2 separate regions of the Homo sapiens genome follow, and region 1 is linked to region 2. Evidence: chromatin contacts called from ENCODE Hi-C or POLR2A ChIA-PET data. All regions are on one chromosome and are shown on one strand. Each heading gives the region's core, a stretch centred on a gene start or an enhancer-like site at or near the end of the contact. The rest is flanking DNA. Distances are from core to core; before and after follow the strand shown.

Region 1 (6,660 bases), core at 2,919-5,418, 2.3 Mb before region 2:
TGCCTGTGTACCTTCCAGAACATCACTATCTCTCATTCCTCAAACACACAGATTTTGCGTATCATCTCTGGTGGAATCTCAGCTGTTCTTTTTAAAGCTGAGAGAGTCTCACTTGTTTCTTGGCCAGCCAAAATATATGACCCTGGGCTCTGTCACTTGCTATAAAGGGCTCCTAAAGAACTCTTACTTGAAATCTTCTCAGTCCTAACTCCTCGCTGTTTTAAAACAAAAGCATAGAAAGCGGAGTGTGGATCATGCAATAGCAGATACCACATCTTTTGGCTGCTTTTTTTTTTTTTTTTTTTTTTTCTTGAGACAGGGTCTCGCTCTGTTGCCCAGGCTGGAATGCAGTGGTGTGACCACGGCTCACTGCAGCCTAGACCTCCTGAGCTCTGGTGATCCTCCCACCTCAGCTTCCTGAGTAGCTGGGGTAGTTGGGGTCACAGACATGCACCACCATGCCTGGCTGATTTTTGTATTTTTTTGTAGAGAGATGGAGTTTCGCCATGTTGCCCAGGCGGGTCTTGAACTCCTGGGTTCAAGTGATTCGCCTGCTGCGGCCTCCCAAAATGCTGGGATTATAGGCATGAGCCACCTCCCCTGGCCTTGGCTGCTTTTTGATAGTGGGAAGGAAAGCATGGAAAACAAATAGCAGCTTTCTCTTAGAATGCAAAGAACAGAAGCTGCCGACACCTGAAAATAAAAGCTATGCCCTGTGCTTTGAGGAAGACCAGAGTCAGCTCTGAATCACCCATGCATGTGAGGAGCTGAGAGTAGTCGTGTGGACAATCCAAAATACCAGAGAAACTTATCAGGATTTCATATGGGCTGGGAAACCCTAAAGCTGCCCAAAAGTGTGTCAGAAGTGTTTTAGATGAGGTATTTCTTCAAAACAATAAAACTGGTTGACAAAAACATGCTCCCTTACATGTTAGGATTCTACAAAGATTTATTGTGCAAAAATAAAAGCATAAAAATCACTGAATTAAAATGTTTGGCTTTGAATATACTTTTTTTAAAAAACAGACTTCATATACTTCATATGTTTGTGTATGTATTTTTTATTTTTTTAAGAAACAGGGTTGAACAGGTGCGCTGGCTCACACATGTAATCCCAGCACTTTGGGAGGCCGAGGTGGGCAGATCACGAGGTCAGGGGTTCGAGACCAGCCTGACCAACATGGTGAAACCCCGTCTCTACTAAAAATACAAAAATTAGCCAGGCATGGTGGTGCGTGTCTGTAATCCGAGCTACTCAGGAGGCTGAGGCAGGAGAATTGCTTGAACCCGGGAGGTGGAGGTTGCAGTGAGCAGAGATCGCACCATTGTGCTCCAGCCTGGGTGACAGAGTGAGATTCTGTCTCAAAAAAAAAAAAAAAAAAAAAAGAGAAAAAGAAACAGGGTCTCACTTTGTTGCCCAGGCTGGAGTGTGAACTCTTGGGCTCAAGCGATCCTCCTGCCTTGGCCTCCTGAGTAGCTGGTATTATAGGTGAGAGTAGTATCACCACACCTGGCCCCTAGACTATTTTTCACTATTTTTTTTAAGTGATTTATTTTTTTAAATTTTTTTGAGACACAATTTCACTCTGTCACCCAGGCTGGAGTGCAGTGGCTTGATCTTGGCTCACTGCAAACTCCACATCCCAGGTTCAAGCAATTCTCGTGCCTCAGCCTCCTGAGTAGCTGGAATTACAGGCATCTGCCACCATACCTGGCTAAGTTTTGTATTATTAGTAGAGATGGGGGTTCACCATGTTGACCAGGCTGGTCTCGAACTTCTGACCTCAGGTGATCCATCCACCTCGGCCTCCCAAAGTGTTGGGATTACAGGCGTGAGCCACTATGCCCAACCCTAAAGTGATTTTAGACTCACAGCAAAACTGAGAAGGAGGCACAGCGGTTTCCCATATACCTCCTGCCCTGACACGTGTACAGCTTCCCCAATCATCAACATCCCCCACCAGAGTGGTACCTTTGTTGTAATTGAATCTACATTGACACATCACTATCACCCAAAGTCCATGGTTTACATTAGAGTTCATTCTTGGTGTTGTATATTCTGTGGGTCTTAACAAATGTGTCCACCATTATAGTATCATACCGAGTAGTAGTTTCCTTGCCCTCTGTGCTCCTCCTGTCCACCCCTCCCTCCCTGCTAACCCCTGACAACCACTGATCTTTTGTACTATCTCCATAGTGCCTTTTACAAAATGTCATATAGTTTGGAATCATACAGAACATAGCCTTTTCAGACCGGTTTCTTTCAGGCATATATCTCCTAAAGCAAAGCAACATGAGTTCTTAACTGTGTGGATTTTTTTTTTTTCCCTGAGGATAATAAGTTTACATTCTCTCAGTCCAACAGCTGGATCATATAGGGACACCATAGGTGTTCTACTGAGTGACAGAAGAAGATGACTGGGGATTAAAACAATAATACCCTAATTGGAAAATTAGCTGTGGGAAATCAGGGGTTGATAAGCAGCCCTCTTTTCCATATCTTCTCCTTCTGCCCCACTCTCCTACCGTGCCCCCACCCTACACCCCACGGGTTTCCCACTCCTTCTCAGAGGTCTGGAGGGCATTCTCCCACCCTTTCCAGTGGACTACCCACAGGAGCCCTGAAGCAAATGCCCGAAGGAAATTCCTATCACCTGTGTGCTCTGATAGGCACTTGGAGCTGGGATGTGGTACTAATCAGTAAAACATACCCCGTGCCCTTTAGCAGCTCACAGTTGATGGCAGTGAGAAATTTGTAAACAAAATAATCTTTCAGGAGAGACTGCAAAACTAGAAACAAACGTAGTGGAGGAACTCTTAGAATGTGGTCCTTTTGAAAGGACTCACACCCGGCCCCCAGAGAATCTGACTTAATTGGCCTGGGTTGAGTATATTGTTGGAGAGTGTCAAAACACTCCCCAGGTGATTCTGACATTAGCCGGGGCCCGGAACCACCCCCGACCTACTGAATCTGGGACTCCAGGAGAGGCCCAGCCACTAGTGGTTTAACAAGCCCCTTGGGTCAAGTTTGAAAACCAGGGGTCTGGGCTGCTAAGTGGCGGCATGGGAATGGAAGGTTCTGGAAGGTGAGCAGTGAGGTTGGGGCGCAGGCCTGGGAAGGGAGAGGCTCTTCAACAGCCATCCCCCCCAACCTTGTCTCAGCCTAGGGCAATGGGCAGGCTCTCCCATCAGAGCCTGGCCTGAGCCCTCAGAGGCAGGACCTCCTTGAGGGATGTGGAGGTGTGAAGACCAGTTCTGAGACCACAGAGGCTCCCTTCAAGCCTCAGTCTCTGACCCTGCGGGCATTATTTCCATGACTTCCAGTGTTGTGGCTCCTTATCCTTTCCCCACAGGCTCGCCCCCCAACTGAGGGCTGGCTTTTTTATTTTTTTGAGACGGAGTTTCGCTGGTTGCCCAGGTTGGAGTGCAATGGGGCGATCTCAGCTCACTGCAACCTCTGCCTCCCAGGTTCAAGCGATTCTCTCGCCTCAGCCTGCCAAGTAGCTGGGATTATAGGGACCCACCACCACACCTGGCTGTTTTTGTTGTTGTTGTTTTGGTATTTTTAGTACAGACGGGGATTCGCCGTGTTGGCCAGGCTGGTCTCGAACTCCTGACCTTAGGTGATCCATCCGCCTTGGCCTCCCAAAGTGCTCAGATTACAGGCGTGAGCCAGCACGCCCGGCCGAGGGCTGGCTTTTAAAACACCGAAAACCCAGACAGGAACGGTGTCCATCTCCAACCCCAGACGGAAACTGTGCCCGCACCCACAAGAAAAGCAGTCCTTTGCCCAGAGCAACCAAACCCTGAACCCCACTCTCGATTCCCCTCTGCCCCCCAACTCTTCCATCCCAGCGGATGGGAAACAGCGAGTCCAGCCGCCTCCCCACCTCGGGACCCCCCTCCCGGGCCAACTGCGCAGGGCACGACCCCGTCGTGGTGCCCCGCGCGCTCGACCCCCAGGGGTTGAGGTGAGGAGGGATCCCCGGTGTCCCGGGAAGCGCGGCGGCTTCTGCGGGTTGCGGGCGGACCCCCCTCCCCGTGGGGAGGGGCTGCGGCCGCGCGGAGTCGCCGCGGGTCGGAGGCTCCTCCCCGGGGTGGCCGCGCAGGAAGCGGGGCGGGTGGGGGCGGTGCGGGGCGCGCACGGGGCCGGGGCGGCGGGGGAGGCGCGGGCCTGGGCGGCCAGCCCCGGCGCACAGCCGCGGCCGGGGCGCGCGGCGCGGGGCGGAAAAGCCTGTTTACACAGACTGCACACCGCCTGGGGAATAATGCAGTAAAGGAAGTGAGCCGGCTCGGCCTGACTGCTCCAACTTCCTGCTCTCACACACACCAGAGGGGAAAAAAAAAGAGGAGCGAGAGAAAGAAAAAAAGGGGGAAAAATCAGGATCTCATTACAAGAGCCACAGACCGTCTGCAGACGCCTGTCAGCATGGAAAGTCGGGGGCTTTCGCCCGGGTCCTCCTAGAAATTCCCCCCGAAGAAGACTCCCCCACATCTGGGTAGGTAACAGGGCTTCTGCCTGTTGCTCGGACACTTAAAAAGTTTGTTTGGGGGTGTTTTCTTTTTTTCTTTCTTTTCTTGGGCGCGGTGGGGGTGGGGCGGGGGGCGCCGCGGGGTGGGCTGCGGGCCGGGGTGGGGGTGGCGGTGCGTCCGCGCGGGAGGGCCGGCCGCGGGGAGGGGGCGCCGCGGATGCTCCTGCGCCCGCGTCGCTGCCACCGCCGTCGCCCGAGCTCGCGCCGGGCCCGGGGCTGCGGGGACCCTGCGCCCGCGGCTCCCCTCCCTGGGGCTGCGCTGCGACCCCAGAGGAAGGGGCGCCGGGCGTGCAACCCTGGGAGCTCGCCCAGGGCCCCGCTGCAGGCAGCGCGGGGAGCGGGGGACGGCGAGACTTCGGGTCCCTGGGAAGAACCGTGGCAGGAGCAGGCTGAGTGCCTGGAGGCTGGACCACCGCCGACCTTCCAGCTGGGACCGCAGTCAGGCTCCCCTCGAGTGGGCAAAGTGCACTGGTGCTCGGATCCAGGGAGGAAGACAGGGATGGAGAGGGCGGTGGAGGACATGGGTCGCGAAGGTGTGGGGCTGGGGGCTGCGTCCACTCTCGCTTGGCAGGTGACCCCCGCCCAGGTCACCGCCCCAGGCGCACGCCCCATCGGACATTTAAAAGCCGGTGGTCTCTATTGGGCATGGTTTTGGAGAAGGACCAGGCAAGAAATGATCTTGGGGCCCCTTCCACTCCCCATCCCTGTTTACCTTCGAACTCAACGTTGGCCTGTGACGCTACTGTAACTTTTGGGGAGGCGGGATTAAGATTTTGGAGTAGTTAAAAAGCAAAAATAAAAGGTCTTGGTTTTGTTATCTTTTCTGAACCGAATCATCCTAGGGACAAGCTGCAGTTAGGCGGCGGGTGGAGGTGGAAGCAAGAAATGTTATTTCAGAAACTGCAAAAGGGGCTTTTTAGAAAGAAAAAAAAACGAGTGTCGGGAGAGTTTCTGGCTTGTCTGGAAACGGCAAGACTAATTGCCATGCGCTTCCGCTTTGAAACTGGCAGCAGACAGCATCTTGAAAATGACTCACTAGAGGAGCTCACAAAGAAACTGTGGTTTGCTCCTTCTTAGGTTTATGTATTTGTGCCTTTTACAGTTTCCTTTGTAGTGTTCGAGGGGTCCCCCGCCCCTTCCCCGCCAGCCCCCTCCCACCCTCCCTCATTTGAAAGCCCCTGGCCGGTCTTTAACTACCCCCACCCCAGTCCTCCAGCCTGGGGGTGGCGGGGAAAGGGGAGGCTGAGTTGTTTTTGGAGTTGGCTGCGGAGAGGGTTAAAGGGATTCTGCTGCTGCAGGGGGAAAAAGTTCCTTGAATTTTCCACTGGCTGCTGCAGGAAGAGAGAGCCCCCTTAGTCATTGCTAAGTAATGTCTGCACACACACCAACTAATCTCATTAGGAGTTTCCGCTGCTCGGCACAGGAGGGGTTTTGTGCAGCCACTGTCAGCCTGGGAGCCCGGCGCTGGGGAAGGAGACAAGTTATGGCTTTATTTACTTAGGGGTGCAGCCGCCCAACGAGCCTTTTCAGGACATGTCTTGAAAACTTTGAAGTCACTTTGGCCATTTTGGATTTCAGATTTGCAGGTTTTTCTTTCCCGCGTGTGTATGTGTGTTGAGAGGTGGGGGGAGATAAGCAGCTCACACACACCCATCTTCTCCATCTGTGCTTGTCTTTGGGGGTGGGGGGGGTGTGGAGCATGTTCCAGGCATCTATTCATGAGCCGAAATCGATTTGTGAGCCTTACAAAATACCCTCTGATCTCTTTTTCTTTCTCTCTCGCCATGGCACCCATTTATTTGGAAAAGGTCAGTTAGGAGTTTCAATTTATGAGGATGATAAAATTACAAATTGTGTTAGGAGGGCACATGGGTCAGGCAGTTAAGGAGACTGTCCATAAGTGTTCTTAGAGTTTCCAGTAATGATCCTGCCTAGAAACCCCCCTGAGTTTGAAAAGTGATGGCCTTTCTATGCCAAATATAGCAAAGGCCTTCTGCCCTCTAAAAGTGTTTTTTTTTTTTTTTTTTTTTAATTTAAATGTTGCGTAGAAATGTGTGGCGTTACTAAAAAGGGTCAAAAGGAACCTGATTGGAATGATGGGGCCCCTTTATTGACAAAGACATGTTGC
Region 2 (7,317 bases), core at 4,771-7,270:
GCAGGCGGATCACGAGGTCAAGAGATCGAGACCATCCTGGCCAACATGGTGAAACCCCATCTCTAGTAAAAATACCAAAAAAAAAAAAAAATTAGCCAGGCGTGGTGGCAGGCGCCTGTAATCCCAGCTACTTGGGAGGCTGAGGCAGGAGAATCGCTTGAACCCGGGAGGCGGAGGTTGTAGTGAGCCGAGATCATGCCACTGCACTCCAGCTTGGGCAAAAAGAGCAAAACTCTGTCTCAACAACAACAAAAAAATAAAATAAAATTCCATCCTGACTGCTTTGTCCTTGAGTTTCTTTCCTTAGAATTTACTAGAGTGTTAAAAGTTTCATAGGAAATAGTCTCTGAATATCAGGAACACTTTAGAGTTTCCACCAGTGGGGAAAAGATGAGCTATTCAATAAACAATATTAGATTTTATTCATATCTCAAATCTTACACCAAAATAAATTTCAGATAGATCAAGACTTACATGTGAAAAAAATGAAAACTTGAAAGTAAGACAAGAAAATATGGGAGAATTATTTTACAATCTGGGAAAGCCTTTCTAAGCATGATGCAAAATATAGATGCAATAAAACGAAAGAAGCTAAATATAAATACATGTTTTAAATTCTGCTTAGTAACAACACCAGAAACAAACTCAAAAGGCATGAAAAGCTTGGAACAACTATTTGTATTCCTATGGATTGATAAGAAAAAGACCAGTAATTCACTGAAAAAAAAAAAATGGGCAGAGGATATGAACAGACAGTTCTTAGAAATTTCAAATGGCTTTTAAACATATGAAAGTATGCTCTATCTTTCCATAATAAAGAAAATGCAAATTTAAAATACCAGATTGGCACAGATAAAAATTTTGATAACACCATGTGGGTGAAGGTTAGAGAAACAGATGCTCTCACATATTGCTGGTGGGAGTGTAAACTGGCTCAACCCCTGCGGAGAACAACTTGACGATATCTATCAAAATCTAAAGCGCATGTTTTGGCAGGCGCCATGAGTTGTGTACCCCAAAATCATTGCTCCATACTCCTTGTTAATAGAATCCATTTGTTCAAGTGGCAATGTGCCAAGCCCCAAGAAACGAATTTATGTGCAGATGCATTCATATTCATTAAGCACTTACTGGGTGCTGGGCACTGTTCTGGGCTCTGGGGATGCAACAGAGAAGGAAGCAGAACAACCTCCCCCCGCCTTCATGACAATCCTGCACCCACTGATGAAGATACCAGAGCAAAATGGCAATAGTGGTATTTTGATGTGTATTTCAGATAATAAATGACCACCATATAATTTTTCATCAAAACTCACACACTTTTGAGATTGAATGCAATGCTATTAAAAAATATACTAGGGCCAGGCACGGTGGCTCACGCCTGTAATCCCATCACTGTGGGAGGCCGAGCCAGGGCGTCACTTGAGGTCAGGAGTTTGATACCAGACTGGCCAACATGGCGAAACCCCGTGTCTACTAAAAATACAAAAATTTGCCAGGCATGGTGGTGCGTGCCTGTAATACCAGCTACTCAGGAGGCTGAGGCAGGAGAATCACTTGAACCCAGGAGGTGGAGATTGCAGTGAGCTGAGATCACGCCACTGCACTCCAATCTGGGTGACAGAGCGAGACTCTGTCTCAAAAAAAAAAAAAAAAAAAAAAATGCTAGGACAAGAGGTACAAACTGGCCTTGTCCCAAGCAAACTGGGAAATATGGTTACCTGTAATCCTAAAACATTGATGATGTCAACACTGCCTCAGTTGCTATGATGCCCTTCAATTCTAAAATGACTCCATCACGAAAGTGAAGAAAATCAGAACCCAAACTAGCTCTAGAGAAAAGATACTCAACCTCTTTAATAATGAGGAAAATATAGAAACAAATCAATAATAAGATGCCTTGGAAGGATTTGAAAGACAGGAATGATAGGTTCAGAATGGTTTCAAAACTTGTCCAACTTTTCTAACATGGTGATATCTGTGTAAAAAAAAAAAAAAACTTGTCCAGCTTTGATTTGAAATTGTAATGCAGTCTTCTGGATGTATCTCCTGAAATAGAAATGATGAAAACATCATTGTTGAATTGAGGAAAAATGGTGTTATACTAACAAATTTCAGCTCTTACACCCAGCACAGAAAACTAGAATAAAAAAAAAAAAAAACTAATATTAGAATCATTATTCATACCCTTTTGCCTGGCAGTCAGTTTCCCAGCCTCTGTGTGGCCCAATAGTGGTTAATGAAACAGGAAAACAACTGTCAGGATTTCCCTGGAAAGGCTTTCTCCCAGTAAAAAGGGACATTCAAAAGTATAGTGTGCTGGAGCTGCCTCTTCCCTCATGTTCCAGCCTTGAAACTGGCCATGATGGCTGCAGCAGCTACTTTGCAGACATGAAGTGACAATCATGAAAAGAAATGTCCTTTTGCTAAAGGTAGCAGAGAAGAAAGACCCAGAACAAGAAGAGAGTACTCAAAGCCTATGATGGCCTTGTTGAGCTGCCAGACCAACCCCAACATCACTCAAGAGAATTGTTGTGAGTTAGAAATGGGAGAGAAGTTGGGCATGTGTTTCATGCCTATAATTCCAGCACTTTGGGAGGCCGAGGCAGGCAGATCACTTGAGGCCAGGAGTTCGACACCAGTCTGGCCAACCTAGTGAAACCCTGTCTCTACTAAAAAATACAAAACTTACCCGGGCATGGTGGCATGCCTATAATCCCAGCTACTCTGGAGGCTGAGGCAGAAGAACTGCTTGAAGCCGAGAGGCAGAGGTTGCAACAAGCTGGGATCACGCCATTGCACTCCAGCCTGGGTGACAGAAAGAAGCTTGTCTCAAAAAAAAAAAAAAAAAGAAAGAAAAGAGAAGAAAAAATGGGAGAAAGACTTTCCTCTCCATACCTTATACCTCCTGGTATCTGGTACTTTTTGAACTTTGTTCTGTGTGCATGAATTGCCTATTCAAATAAAACTGTAATGCCTGAGGTTTTTTTGTTTGTTTGTTTGTTGTTGTTTTTTTTTGAGATGGAGTTTCACTCTTGTTGCCCAGGCTAGAGTGCAATGGTGTGATCTCGGCTCACTGCAACCTCTACCTCCCAGGTTCAAGCAATTCTCCTGCCTCAGCCTCCCGAGCTGGGATTACAGGCGCATGCCACCATGCCAGGCTAATTTTGTATTTTTAGTAGAGATGGGGTTTCACCATGTTGGCCAGGCTGCTCTCGAACTCCTGACCTCAGGTGATCTACCCGCCTCAGCCTCCCAAAGTGCTGGGATTGCAGGCATGGGCCACCACGCCTGAGATCTTATCAATCAAGTATTTAAACCAAAAATATTTTACATCTACATTTTTTTAGTGGAAATACAATTTTAAAAAGCACAGTTTAGCCAGGTGCAGTGGCTCACACCTGCAATCCCAGCACTTTGGAAGGCTGAGGCAGGCAGATCACCTGAGGTCTGGAGTTCAAAACCAGTCTGGCCAACATGGCGAAATCCTGTCTCTACTAAAAATACAAAAAAAAAGAAAAAAAAAATCAGCCAGGCATGGTGGCGGACGCCTGTAATCCCAGCTACTCGGGAGGCTGAAGCAGGGAGAAATGCTTGAACCCGGGAGGTGGAGGTTGCAGTGAGCCGAGATCGTGGCACTATACTCCAGCCTGGGTGACAGAGTGAGACTCGGGCTCAAAAAAAAAAAAAAAAGGCACAGTTTGAGGGTGGGGGCTCGCACATGTAATCCCAGAACTTTAGAAGGCTGAGGAGGGAGGATCTCCTAAGCCCAAGAGACCAGGCTGGGCAACAAAGTGAGATCTCATCTCTATAAAAACCAAACAAAACAGTCTGGTGAAAAATGCGATAGAATGAAGTATATTATAGACAAAAGGGACCTTCAGTATCAACTCTCACATATTGATTGTCGATGAAGAAAAGAGTCAAACTCTGTAAAATATTTGAAGAGACTTATTCTGAGCCAAATATGAGTGACCATGGCCAGTGACACAGCCCCAGGAAATCCTGAGAACGTGTGCTCAAAGTGGTCGGACTACAGCTTTTTATTACACATTTTAGAGAGACAGAAGACATCAAAAAATACATGTAAGATGTACATTGGTTCAGTGAGGGTGGATGGGGCGCTTCTACATCATGAGTGAATTCAAAGATTTTCTGATTGGGAGTTAGTTGAAAGAGTTTATCTAAAGACCTGAAATTTATAGAAGGGAGTGCCTGAATTAAGATAAGGGGTTGCGAAAACCAAGGTTCTTGTTATGCAGATAAAGCCTCCAGGTAGCAGGCTTCAGAAAGAACACATTGTAATTATTTCTGGGTCTCACTCCATCACCCAGGCTGGAGTGCAGTGGTGCAATCTCAGCTAACTGCAGCCTCAACCTCCCAGGCTCAAGCCATCCTCGCACCTCTCAGCCTCTGGAGTAGCTGGGATTACAGATGCGCGCCACTACGTCCTGGTAATTTTTGTATTTTTAGTAGAGACAGGGTTTCACCGTGTTGCCCAGACTTATCTCGAACTCCTGGGCTCAAGCAACCCACCTGCCTCGGCTTCCCAAAGTGCTGGGATTACAGGAGTGGGCCACAGCACCAGGTCAGATTGTAAAACTTTTAATTTTTATTTATTTTTTTTATTTTATTTTATTTTATTTTATTTTTTGAGACGAAGTTTCGCTCTTGTTGCCCAGGCTGGAGTGCAATGGTGTGATCTCGGCTCACTGCAACCTCCACCTCCCAGGTTCAAGTAATTCTCCTGCCTCAGCCTCCCAAGTAGCTAGGATTACAGGCGCCCACACCCCCACCCCATGCCTGGCTAATTTTTGTATTAGCCAGAGATGGGGTTTCACCATGTTGGCCTGGCTGGTCTCGAACTCCTGACCTTCAGGTGATTCACCTGCCTTGGCCTCCCAAAGTGCTGGGATTATAGGCGTGAGTCACCATGCCCAGCCAAAAATTTTATTTTTTACCTTTTTAAGGTGCAAGACTCTCAGTAAATTCTCTCCTGGTTAAGGAAAAATATCTGGAAAGGGAAGGGGATTCTCTACTGAAAGTAGATTTTCCCCACAAGAGACACCTTTGCAGGGCCATTTCAAAATGTGTCAAAAATATATATATATTTTTTGGGGTAAACTACTTCAATTTACTTCAGGGCCTGCTGTCTGTCATGTTGGTATCTTACTGCTACAAAAAGCCTTCTTTGTCAGACTTATGTTAATGCTGGTCAGATGTGCCTGAATCCCAAAGGGACTCTGTCCCAAAGGGAGGAGAGTATAATGAGGCTTGTCTGACCACCTGTTCCCATCATGACATGAACTAGCGTTTCAGGTAACTTTGGAATGCCCCTGGACAAGGAGGCATCCATTCAACTGATTGGGGAGCTTAGAATTTTATTTTTGGTCTACATGGTAAAGCTTAAAGTTGCGGAAATCATTATCCTCAGTCAAGCTAAAGCCTAGGTATCCAGACCTCTCTTTCACCTAATTTATTTGCAATTAATCCAAAGTTCTAGGCCAGGCACAGTGACTCACACCTGTAAACCCAGTCCTTTGGGAGGCGGAAGCATGGAGGATCACCCGAGGCCAGGAATTCAAGGCTGCAGTGAGCTAAGATTGCACCACTGCTCTCCCGCCTGGGTGACAGAGCAAGACCCTGTCTCTAAAAGAAATTTTTAAAACAAATAACAAAGTACTGGTTTATGCTGTATTTATAAAACAACATATGTAGTAAGATTTTCTTAGTTTTAGAACCCAGAAAGCTGTGCCAAATGCTTTGAGAGTTGACTTATTTCCTATTAGGTTTTTTAAATACTTGCAGTCCAGATACTGCTTTTAATTTTTTAAAAAACAGTATCCATACTTACAGGCTCTGATTAAGTTTCAAAGACTAAGCCTGCCATGCTTGTCGGTGTGTGATTCCTTCCTCTAAGATTCCAGACATTCCCGTCTCCAGGCATCACTGTGTCGGGGGAGCGCTGTGTGAAAATGGCTGTGATCTTTGTGCGGTTTGTCCGGTTATACCTCACTGGGACACCAGAGGGCGCAAGGAGGGCCAGCACTTGTTTTTCTTTAAATCTCGAATCAAAGTCCATGCAGAGAACAACAAAAGACCCGGAACACAGGGGCCTTGAGACAAAGGGACTCAGGGGAAAAGGCTGCACGCCCTGTTTTACTGAAGTGGAATTTGCTTCTTCACCCTCCTCACCTCCTCACCTCCTCCCCACCTTAAGGAACTAGAAATAAACAACTTAAGCTGCAAAATAATGAAATCTGGCTAACAAGGAAAACCAAACTAGAATACATTACTCAACATGTCATAGGCTAAGAGGACTATCACAAATGTACATTTGAGCTATTTGCTTTGCCTAATATTAATAACTTTAAAGAAAATTTTATTGTTTGCTTTTCTGAGTTCAATATATGCACATAGTAGAAAATTTAGAAAAGGTGGAATAGCAAAAAGAACAGCGATCATCAACACACTCTTAACCCAGATATAACTACTTTTAATATCTTCAGCTACTTCTTTCCAGATGTTTTCTTCTTTCTTTCTTCCTTTTTTTTTTTTTTTTTTTTGAGACGGAGTCTCACTCTGTCCCCATGCTGGAGTATAATGGCGCGATCTAGGCTCACTGCAACCTCCGCCTCCCAGATTCAAGTGATTCTCCTGCCTCAGCCTCCCGAGTAGCTAGGATTATAGGCACCCACCACCACGCCCAGCTAATTTTTGTATTTTTAGTAGAGACGGGGTTTCACTCTGTTGGCCAGCCTGGTCTCGAACTCCTGACCTCAAGTGGTCCTCCCGCCTCAGCCTCCCAAAGTGCTGGGATTACAGGCATGAGCCACCGCACCCAGCCACCAGACGTTTCCAGTACTTACAAATGCATAGAAAAAAAATGGGATTCTGCGTGCTATTTTGTGCTGGTTCTCTTCTTATTTTCTAGATCACTAACTTCATTTTATTGATAAATTCTGATAATAAAACTTTGCTAATCATATGAGTTAATCACAGGTAGGAGAATAAGAAATTTCAAAAGCTACAGGCAGCTTTTTTCCCAAAATAGCAGCAACTTGAATGCCAGACCTGAGTCATGCATTTGAAGCAGAAGTTTTTCTGTTGCTTTGTGTTTAGAAAACACGGAAAGACTAAAGAAAAGGCCTGTCGCAGTGGCTCACACCTGTAATCCCAGCACTTTGGAAGTCCAAGGCGGATCACAAGGTCAGGAATTTGAGACCAGCCTGGTCAACATGGTGAAACCCTATCCCTATTAAAAATACAAAAATTAGCCAGGCATGGTGGCCCGCACCTGTAGTCCCAGCTAATCGG

The links. A loop is a pair of places that touch in the nucleus more often than their neighbours do. ChIA-PET counts read pairs that join two places held with the same protein, here RNA polymerase II (POLR2A). Pooled maps may share reads with other maps.
Region 1: POLR2A ChIA-PET joins it to region 2 with 11 read pairs in activated T-cell. The contact joins the promoter of ELK3 here to the enhancer-like site in region 2. A Hi-C loop is called at or near these places in 4 of 168 maps with a recorded cell type or tissue (CD4-positive, alpha-beta T cell, CD4-positive, alpha-beta memory T cell, chondrocyte and 1 more), 2 of 37 single-sample maps with no recorded cell type and 12 of 50 pooled maps. POLR2A ChIA-PET finds 5 or more read pairs at or near these places in 2 of 52 experiments (MCF 10A and activated T-cell).

What each region holds. Positions count from the first base shown.
Region 1 is chr12:96,190,207-96,196,866 of GRCh38, forward strand. It overlaps ELK3 (ETS transcription factor ELK3), which reads left to right and starts at 4,169. Exons shown (of 5, transcript NM_005230.4): 1 at 4,169-4,499. RefSeq lists a silencer at 3,994-4,133 and an enhancer at 5,465-5,544.
Region 2 is chr12:98,485,140-98,492,456 of GRCh38, forward strand. It overlaps LINC02453 (long intergenic non-protein coding RNA 2453), which reads right to left. Exons shown (of 4, transcript NR_038383.1): 4 at 405-2,049. Among named protein-coding and RNA genes, the nearest start is that of TRD-GTC1-1, 15 kb to the right of the region's middle. RefSeq lists a silencer at 5,392-5,686. Within about 2 kb of position 6,021, at least 28 of the 41 ENCODE cell types and tissues checked have a DNase peak (open chromatin) inside an H3K27ac peak, as active enhancers do.